2 separate regions of the Homo sapiens genome follow, and region 2 is linked to region 1. The links are chromatin contacts, found by Hi-C or POLR2A ChIA-PET in ENCODE. All regions are on one chromosome and are shown on one strand. The core of a region is the stretch at or near the end of the contact, and the rest is flanking DNA. Distances in the headings are between cores, read along the strand shown. Region 1 overlaps DDR2 (discoidin domain receptor tyrosine kinase 2). Region 2 holds the start of HSD17B7 (hydroxysteroid 17-beta dehydrogenase 7).

The links. Hi-C counts contacts between places; a loop is a spot of excess contacts on that map. ChIA-PET counts read pairs that join two places held with the same protein, here RNA polymerase II (POLR2A). Pooled maps may share reads with other maps.
Region 2: a map of PC-3 shows a loop between it and region 1 (2.7-fold over the local background). The contact joins the promoter of HSD17B7 here to the enhancer-like site in region 1. A Hi-C loop is called at or near these places in 1 of 168 maps with a recorded cell type or tissue (PC-3) and 2 of 50 pooled maps. POLR2A ChIA-PET finds 5 or more read pairs at or near these places in 3 of 52 experiments (A673, MCF 10A and PC-9).

What each region holds. Positions count from the first base shown.
Region 1 is chr1:162,694,512-162,698,600 of GRCh38, forward strand. All of the region lies in intron 2 of DDR2 (discoidin domain receptor tyrosine kinase 2), which reads left to right. Among named protein-coding and RNA genes, the nearest start is that of DDR2, 64 kb to the left of the region's middle. Within about 2 kb of position 1,985, at least 21 of the 41 ENCODE cell types and tissues checked have a DNase peak (open chromatin) inside an H3K27ac peak, as active enhancers do; they include A673 and PC-3, where a contact is called at or near this core.
Region 2 is chr1:162,788,255-162,792,400 of GRCh38, forward strand. It overlaps HSD17B7 (hydroxysteroid 17-beta dehydrogenase 7), which reads left to right and starts at 2,448. Exons shown (of 9, transcript NM_016371.4): 1 at 2,448-2,581. The coding sequence starts at 2,547. RefSeq lists silencers at 2,376-2,435, 3,832-4,032.

The DNA.
Region 1 (4,089 bases), core at 735-3,234:
TTCCTGTCCCTTAAACCTTGGCCAAGTCCCTGTGTTCTCCTATCGTTGCCCCGTCATATCATTTTGTCATTGATTTTTCTTTTTTCCAGCCTCCCATGAAACTCTAAGACACATGTGGGAAGTAACTATGTTACTTATTCATAGTGCTTAGCAAAGTTTCTGATGTTTAGAAATTTCTCAATAAATATTAAAAAAAGAATGCATGTTGAGCTACATTTCTGTGATATGTCAAAAATCTAGAAGTATTTTTATTAGTAACTGATAGAAATATCTTTCAGTCAAAACATTATTCATCAACTCACAAAAAAGCAGACTAGCTTTGTGTTTGAGTTTTGTTTTTGTTTTTCCTGGTAATTTTGTGTTCCATAATTTCTCAGACACAGAAACATTATCTTTCAAATTTTAATACCACTTTATTTGACTCAATCACATGTAAAATTTTTGTTCAGAGAATTTTGAATGTATCCGTGAAAAATATTCAAATGTCGAAATCCAAATGTCTTGCTTTGGCTGTGGAGCAATATCATTACTGTGACTTAGTTCTAGAATTTAGACTTAATTGCTAAAAAAAAAATTTTGAATTCAACTTTATTAATTTTGTCAAGTTTTTGATGTGCTAGGTGGACATTCTTTCCAATTTATTACAGTCCCTTCATATAGACACAAAAGCTTTTAACACGATGGGAAAGCTGGTGAGACAAGTCAGAAAATAAAGCAGCTCTTTTTTCTTTTTTTGTTGAGACAGAGACTAGTTCTGTTGCCCAGGCTAGAGTGCAGTGGTGCGATCTTGGCTCACTGTAGCCTCCACCTCCCAGGTTCAAGCAATTCTTGTGTCTCAGGCACCGAAGTAGCTGGGATTACAGGCAGTAGCCACCACGCCGGCTAATTTTTGTATTTTTAGTAGAGATGGGGTTTCACCATGTTGGCCAGGCTGGTCTCAAACTTCTGAGCTCAAGTTATCCACCTGCCTCGGCCTCCCAAAGTGCTGGGATTACAGGCATGAGCCACCGTCCCCAGCCAGAAAGCCGTGATTTTTAAGCTGATGCTTTGTACCATCAGTGTGAGGAGTGATGCTATTGATCCCTGCTGGGCATGAGCATTAGAAGAAAGTTGAGCAGGGACTTAAAATGGGGATGTGGAGCACTGTGCCAATGTCTTTCAAATGGGCTTTTAAAAATTATTTTAACAGGATTATTTGGAGAATCATAAATGTTTGAGCCTCAGATACACTCATAGCTACCATTTACTGAGTACTTGCTATATGCCAGGCACTATAAAAACTGCTTTAAATAGACAATCTTGTTTAATTGTAATAACAGTCATATGGGATTGTTACCATCATTCCCATTTAACAGATGAGAAAATTAAGGCTCAGAGAGGTTGAGTGGTTTGCCCTAGGTCATATAGCAGGTCAAAGCTAATGCTGAACTATGAACACAGTTCCTCTGACTGAAAATGTGCAAGGCTACTAACGACTAGGTCCTACTGGCTTATGTATTGAAAAGTAGATCAATGAACTCATTCTGGAGCTAAATGTTGTCTATTACTGTGGATTATCCATGACATAACCCACTCATTATATTCCAGTATTGGTTAAAAGGTAGGAGAGAAGTGATAGTAAATTTCATGGGTTCGGCATATCTTCTGACCGACAGAAGACATGGAAATGTTTTAAATGTTTCTTTTCCTTTTTTTTTTTTTTTAAAAAAAAAACAAAAACAAATAACACTAAAAGTTTCACCAAACAAGGGTTCATAAAAGGATCGTCTCTAAATTGTGAGTGTGGTGAGTGTGCATGCTCTGAGCAAAAAGAGCCTCCCCTTTCTGAGGGAATTGTGACCCTGGAAAGGAGGAGAGCAGGAACAGCTGGCCATCTCCCCCTGAAAGGCCAGGGCCCCCCTCTCAGGCCTCTGGGCTCCAGCTCTGGCTGAGGGTGTGTTTGTTTGGCTGTGACTCTTTCCCTTCTGTTTCCCTCTCGGTGTCATATTTCATGAGCTCCAGGCTCCTGCCTGTTTCAGCTTGAGCCTCTGGCTTTCATCGCTGCCTCCTTGGCCAAAGCTGAGTGAGGGCTTGAAAAAAACACTGATTGGATGCACATTTAGTGGAGGCGATTGCTGGACCAGCACCTCACCAATCCCCAGCCCCAAATGCAACTGACAGCTACACCCTCCTGGCTGGAGCCTAAACCAGAGGCCCCTTTCCTCCCTCCTCTCCACCCATACCCTTGCTGTTTGCCCAACTCTTCCTGCTGAAATCAGAGGCAGCTTGTGCCTCCCAGCCTTCTTCCCTGCCCCCGCTGTCTGCCCAGCCACCAGCTTCCCCTGGGCTGGAAAGACCCCCGCTTGTCTGACTGTGCTAATCCTCTGTTTGAGGTTCCAGAACTTCCCAATTGTTGGGCCTGGGTTCCTGTACTTAGCTGCCCAGAGTCCACTTCTCTGCTGAGATTTCTATTATACAAGAGATTCAACCAGAACCCTCTCCGTGGGCCTCCATGCCTCTTTTTGCTGAATTCCCCATTCTCATTCTGCGTAGGGGGTGGGAGTTGGTGGGGGTACATGCACCTTGAGTCTAATCATGATCTTACTGGGGAGAGCTCAGTAGGAAAGTAATAACATATTCATTTAAACAACTTTTTCTCTGTTAATCTTTTTATTGAACTTCATAGAATTAATGGATAAAGACTATTGGTTAGAGTGCGTCTTTCTTAGACGAGATGGAGTTAGAGACACTTAAAAAAAAATAAGGCTTGCCACTGCAGGAGTGCACAGAGCACCTCAACTATTGGAGCCCAGGTGATCTCTTCAGTGGGTCATAAAATCTGAGTCATAAGAACCTCATGGCAAAGAAAACTTGAAACTGCAAAGTCTCACATAGTCATTTGCTGAAAACTGAAGTGTCCCAACAAATGTCGGGTTAGACCTACTTTGAGAAACACATTCCAATATGAGATCGAACCTGACAATTTTGCATGCTAACCTGGACTGTTTCTTATTAGAGCAAAGGGGATGGGCTTTTTGTTTGCTTTGGGTGTATTTGTTTTTGCTGCCAAAGTGTTGTAATGTCATGATTATTTAATATGTATGAGGCCTAGTTGTGTACTAGGGAGAGTCAAAATACATTTACTACGAAATGAGACCAGCTCCAGTTGTTTAAACAGCTCCAGTTGTAATAATAAGAGCTAAGACTTGATGCCAAGCACTGTTTCTAGGTATTAACTTATTGAGTCCTCATGATTACTCCTCACGATGGTCCTCTTGGAAAGGATCCTATTTTTCTATGAGAAAACTGAGGCTTGAGTGTTAAGGAACTTGCTTAAACTCACACAGTTAGTAAAGGTCAGCTTTTAGATTTAAAGCCAGGCACCCTCATTCTAGAGCTTGTGGCTCAACCACTGAGCTATACTGCTTGTTAGGGTTGTTGGTGGAGTGATAGTAGAAGTAGATGGGCTAGAGTTTTTCATTTCTAACCCTAAAAATCTATAGCTATTAACACTGAAGACAGCAACTGCCAATTAAATAAATCCTCAACAAGACTGAGAAGAGAATCTGCTAATCTGTTGGTCACTAATGTCTGCAGTTTATCTGCTTATCTATCTGCAGCAAAACTGTCTTAGAACACTTTGCTGAATGAAATTGAACATGGAAAGCTGACTGAAGGGAAAACAGAGAAGGTGGGATAGTTGAGAAGGGAGTAAGATCAGACAAATGGCAATGCTCTGTGGGATACTGCGTCCAAGCAGAACAGTCAAGGGATTCAGTTCTCAGAAGCTGTTCAGGTAGACGCCCTCCTTACCAGAGTCGGTTAGCCTCTTGCTGTATGCACACTTGAGGCTGCTCAAAGCGCGAGGGAGGCATGGTCTGTGCTCATTCCAGGCATCCAAAGCACCAGGGAGGCATGATCTGTGTTCATTCCAGGTGTCTTATCTCGCTGCCACTTCCAGGCCTGCACATTATAGGCAATATATTTACTACACTCTCCCTTCTCCTTTATTTTTTACTTCTGGATGTGCCATGGTGAATATTTTTCAGGCAAATGGGGGGAATCGTTTCCATTTCAAGCTGGGTTGAAATCTAGCACTATGATTAGGGT
Region 2 (4,146 bases), core at 1,198-3,697, 94 kb after region 1:
AAAAATTTTATTTAGGAATCTAATGTTCTAATAACCAGATTTGTTCTTTCAATCTAATTTTATTGATATAGGATAAATGATTACTAAGTAAGTTGGTATCATTAATCAAAACCTCTAGAATCAAAAGCCAATATAAATTATCTCAGTGTTTTATGGATCATTGCTGTTCATAAATAATTAAAACACTGAAAGAGGCCATTAAATAAAGTATGTTCAGTAGCGTTTGATGTATGATACACAGTTTTATTCTGCATGAGCTGGGGCTAGTGATGGTCCCATTACCAGTCTACTACAAATACAGAAACCTAGAGTAAGCATTAGAAACCTTTATAGCAGTTTTGTCACTGGAAGGAGGGCCTTGAGTGTGAGTCGTCCAGGTTTTTGGCCATTTGGAACGAAAAGTTGGACAAAATGCACAAAGTAACAAAGGAATGAAGCTGCGAAAGCAAAAGCAGGGATTTATTAAACTGAGAAAGCACTCCACAGGGTGGGAGTGGGCCTGAGCAAGTGGCTCAAGGGCCCAGTTACAAAGTTTTCTGGGTTTTAAGTAGTTCTTTTGAGGTCCCTATGGGCTACCCCTTATCTGGATGAAGGATTTGGTTTATGGCTAAGTAAAGGCTGAGGTGAATTTGTGCCCTATGCAGATGATGGCATGGCCCATGCTTAGTGCTTGGCCCACAGCCAATCCAAGGCACTTTCCCTTTCCATCTGAGACATGGTGGAAGTGTGGCAGGCCAGGTCTCACTAACAACTGTTTCAGTACTAAGTGGTTAAATATTAAAAGCCAGTGCCCTTATACAAAGGCTGGGATGTAACAAAAGCCCATCAAGAATTTTGCCTAGGCCTTTCCTGGGCCTCTTAAAGCATACAAAATAAAGAAAGAATTCTTAACCGGACCCCTTTAGGATTAAACAAGTTTTATTGTGGTCTGAAGAAACTCCCCAGGCCTCCACAAACAAGTTTATTGGGGGGTCTAAGAGAACTCCTCAAACCTCCACCACTTAGCAGGAGAGAATACAAGGGCAATCACCCCAGCACCTGGACCCATTTAGGTTAAGTAAATTTACTGAGGCTCCAGAGGAAGGTTTTCAGGACTCAGACCTTAGTTACAGATTAAAAGAAGTTAATCACTTATGTCTTTAGATAAATGCACACTTACACATAGACAGTTCGCTTAGAAGGCATATAAGCTCTGAAAAACTGTAATTTTGAGTTGGTCTGGTGATAATTTCCAGGCCTTCTCCCTGCAACCGGTTACAGAAATAAAAACTCTCTTCCTCCCCAGCTCATCTGCATCTCGTTATTGGGCCTTGAAAAATAGCAGCCCAACCCTCAGTTTGGTCTGAGAACAGAAGGTTGTAGGGAGAGTAGCCTTTGATCCTTTGCTACTGGGGAGTGGGGAGATGGGGTTTTTCCTTCTGGTTTAGCTTTAGGAAGTTGGTGTTAATTGACCCTAGGCTCTCGGCCCCCAGACCCAGGTGTTTTCCTTTTGATCCAGCTTTGGGAAGCCAGCACCAATTGGTCTCAGATTCCCTACTTCCAGCCCTTGCTGTTTTTCCTTGATTGAGCTTTAGGAAGTCAGCACGAAGTGGCCTTAAGTACCCTGCCTCCAAACCCTATTCTGCCTCATTTTGGCAGAGTACTTTTATATGTCTTGGATCTAATAATAAAATATCGGGGCTTGTGTTTTGTATGCCTTTTGCTTTTCTTTTTCTAGCACTTTATTTTTTTGTATTTTCTAAAAGCACCCATCTGGGATGGCTTGGAGACAAAAACAGGTCCTTTAGCACAGTTTGAGATGCACTGATACAGAAGGTTACAGCACATTCTCAGTACTTCGGAGAATGAAGTTCTGAGATTCTGATTCCACGCCACATTCCAAGTTTTGAATACTGGTAATTTACGTCTGATTCTACATAAAGTTCTTAATAAAATCAGTGCTCATTTTCTCAAATAAGCTTCTTTAGAGGAGGAGGTCTGGGATCAAAAGTTGGGCTGTGAAGTGGCACAATGCCTGGATCTGTACATCCAAAAAGGAGTGGAAAATTAGATGATAATCGCCCAACTTTGGCTCCTAGACCCAAACCTTTTCTCTAAAATGGGCACTGGTGCAAATACCGTGAGGCCTTCCTGCAAAGAAGTGCCAATCTCAGGCGCCAGGGCACAGACCCAGTGCGTGTCACAGATCCTGTCCTGAGTGCTAGGCCGGGTGACGCCCCCACCAGGATTAAAGATCAGGCGCCCGCTGAGCCCTAGGAAGCAGTGACAGACACCTGCGCCTAGGCGGAGCGAGAAGAGCCTGGAATGGCTCCGGGCTTTGCGTCACGCAGCTCCGCCCCTCGGCCTATCTCACCCGACGCCGTCTCCGAGGGCAGGGAACGGTTGGCGGACTGAGATTGGAGGGATCAGCTCAGACTCGATGACGCAACGGGAGGCGGGGCGTGGCCGTACTCTGATTGGTGACGGGTGAGGCGGCCCGAAATCGTAGGACTTCCGAAAGCAGCGGCGGTGTTTGCTTCACTGCTTGGAAGTGTGAGTGCGCGAAGATGCGAAAGGTGGTTTTGATCACCGGGGCTAGCAGGTGAGGCCTCCTTTGGGTTGGCAGAGGCGGCAGCGGATCAGGGGTCCGAGAGAGCAGGGGTCTGCGACCCTCCACGAACGGACCCCGGAAGCGCCCGCCCCTGGCTTTGCCTAGGTTCCCCGGAGTCTGCAGCAGGTGTGGGGCATGTCGGCCTCTTGAGGTGCTCAGTAACTGGTGCTTTGTATTAAACATGACAGTGAAAAGGAAAACTAGAGCATCAGTAAGTGATGAGTGTCGCAGTGATGATCCTGAGGTTATCAAGGCAATGGGGTACTCAGGCGGGCTCCGCCCCTTTTCCATCTTTGCCTACTGTTCGTATTTATCGTCAGTGCCCAATATTTTGCTCCTGACCACGTGATCATGTCTTATACTCCAGGTGTTTTGTCTGTACAAGCCTTTTGCCTACAAATTTGAACACCCATGAACATTAGGACGGTGGAGAGAAAACAATCCCGTTTCATTTAGCTCAGTGCTAGAGAGCTAACATACTCTTCAGAAACCCAGAGAAAATTAATCTTTTCCTATGAAGGCATGGTTGGGGTGCAGAATAACCAGCTCATAATAATTCCAGGGTTGCTCGTTTAGTCTCTCAGCCTCTTCTGTTGCTTGTTTTACCTGTCATTTGCACTTCTGTGAAAAATGTGTGGAGGATGAAGCCAATCAAACCATTTTTCTACTAGTTGCATTTGGCATTTTTAAATGATTAAGACAGAGGACATGTTAAACATTTAAGATTGATCCACTTTCAATTATTTAACCACATGCGTATTAACTAAGCCAGCTTGGTAGGTGTCTGCATTTGGCAACTTTTTAGCATACCCTCTCAAGTGACTTTAACCGTTGATTGGTGCTTCTTATGTGGAAGGTACTGAGTAAGTCAGAATTGATTTTGTCTGTTTCTTTTACATATATTGTGACATGTGCAATTGTATATTAAATGCCTACTGTTCTCATGTGAGGACAAATAAATATTTTTGATGCTTTGTTGTTGGTGCTAATAGATTACTGATGGTTCCAGGCTCTTTTTGGGTTTTAACTATTAACATATTTGCCTGGAATCAGCTTAAGTCTTGAAAGAGAACTTATTACCCAGCTTTTCATTGCTATCAGCCAGGCTGGTCTGACTGCTGTCACCACTCCTATGCGGTTTTACAATGCTGGTTTTGAAGTTCTTTGTTTCCAAGTGGTGTACTCATCTAATATTTAGTGTATTCCTACCTTCTACTTAATCATGTTGAGTTCTTTCTTTTTCTATTATTTAATCATAGTTGTTGAGAGGGATTTGTACATCCTGCCATGTTACTGATGCCTCATCCTGAAAGATTCATCTGTTCCTTTATCAGAGATTTCTGGTGCTCCTTATGGTGTTTACGATACCAGTAGGTGGTAGAGCCCTTGCCCCTGAGGAGCCTAGACAGCAAAGTCAAAATGCACATAGGAAACAGCTAATAAGATGCTCTTTTGAGCCCTTACTGGTGATATATTAAATCATTTTCATGAGTGACATAATAGGTACAAAATGAAAACCACTGGCAGGATAAAGCCCAGTAGTAGAAAAACTAAAG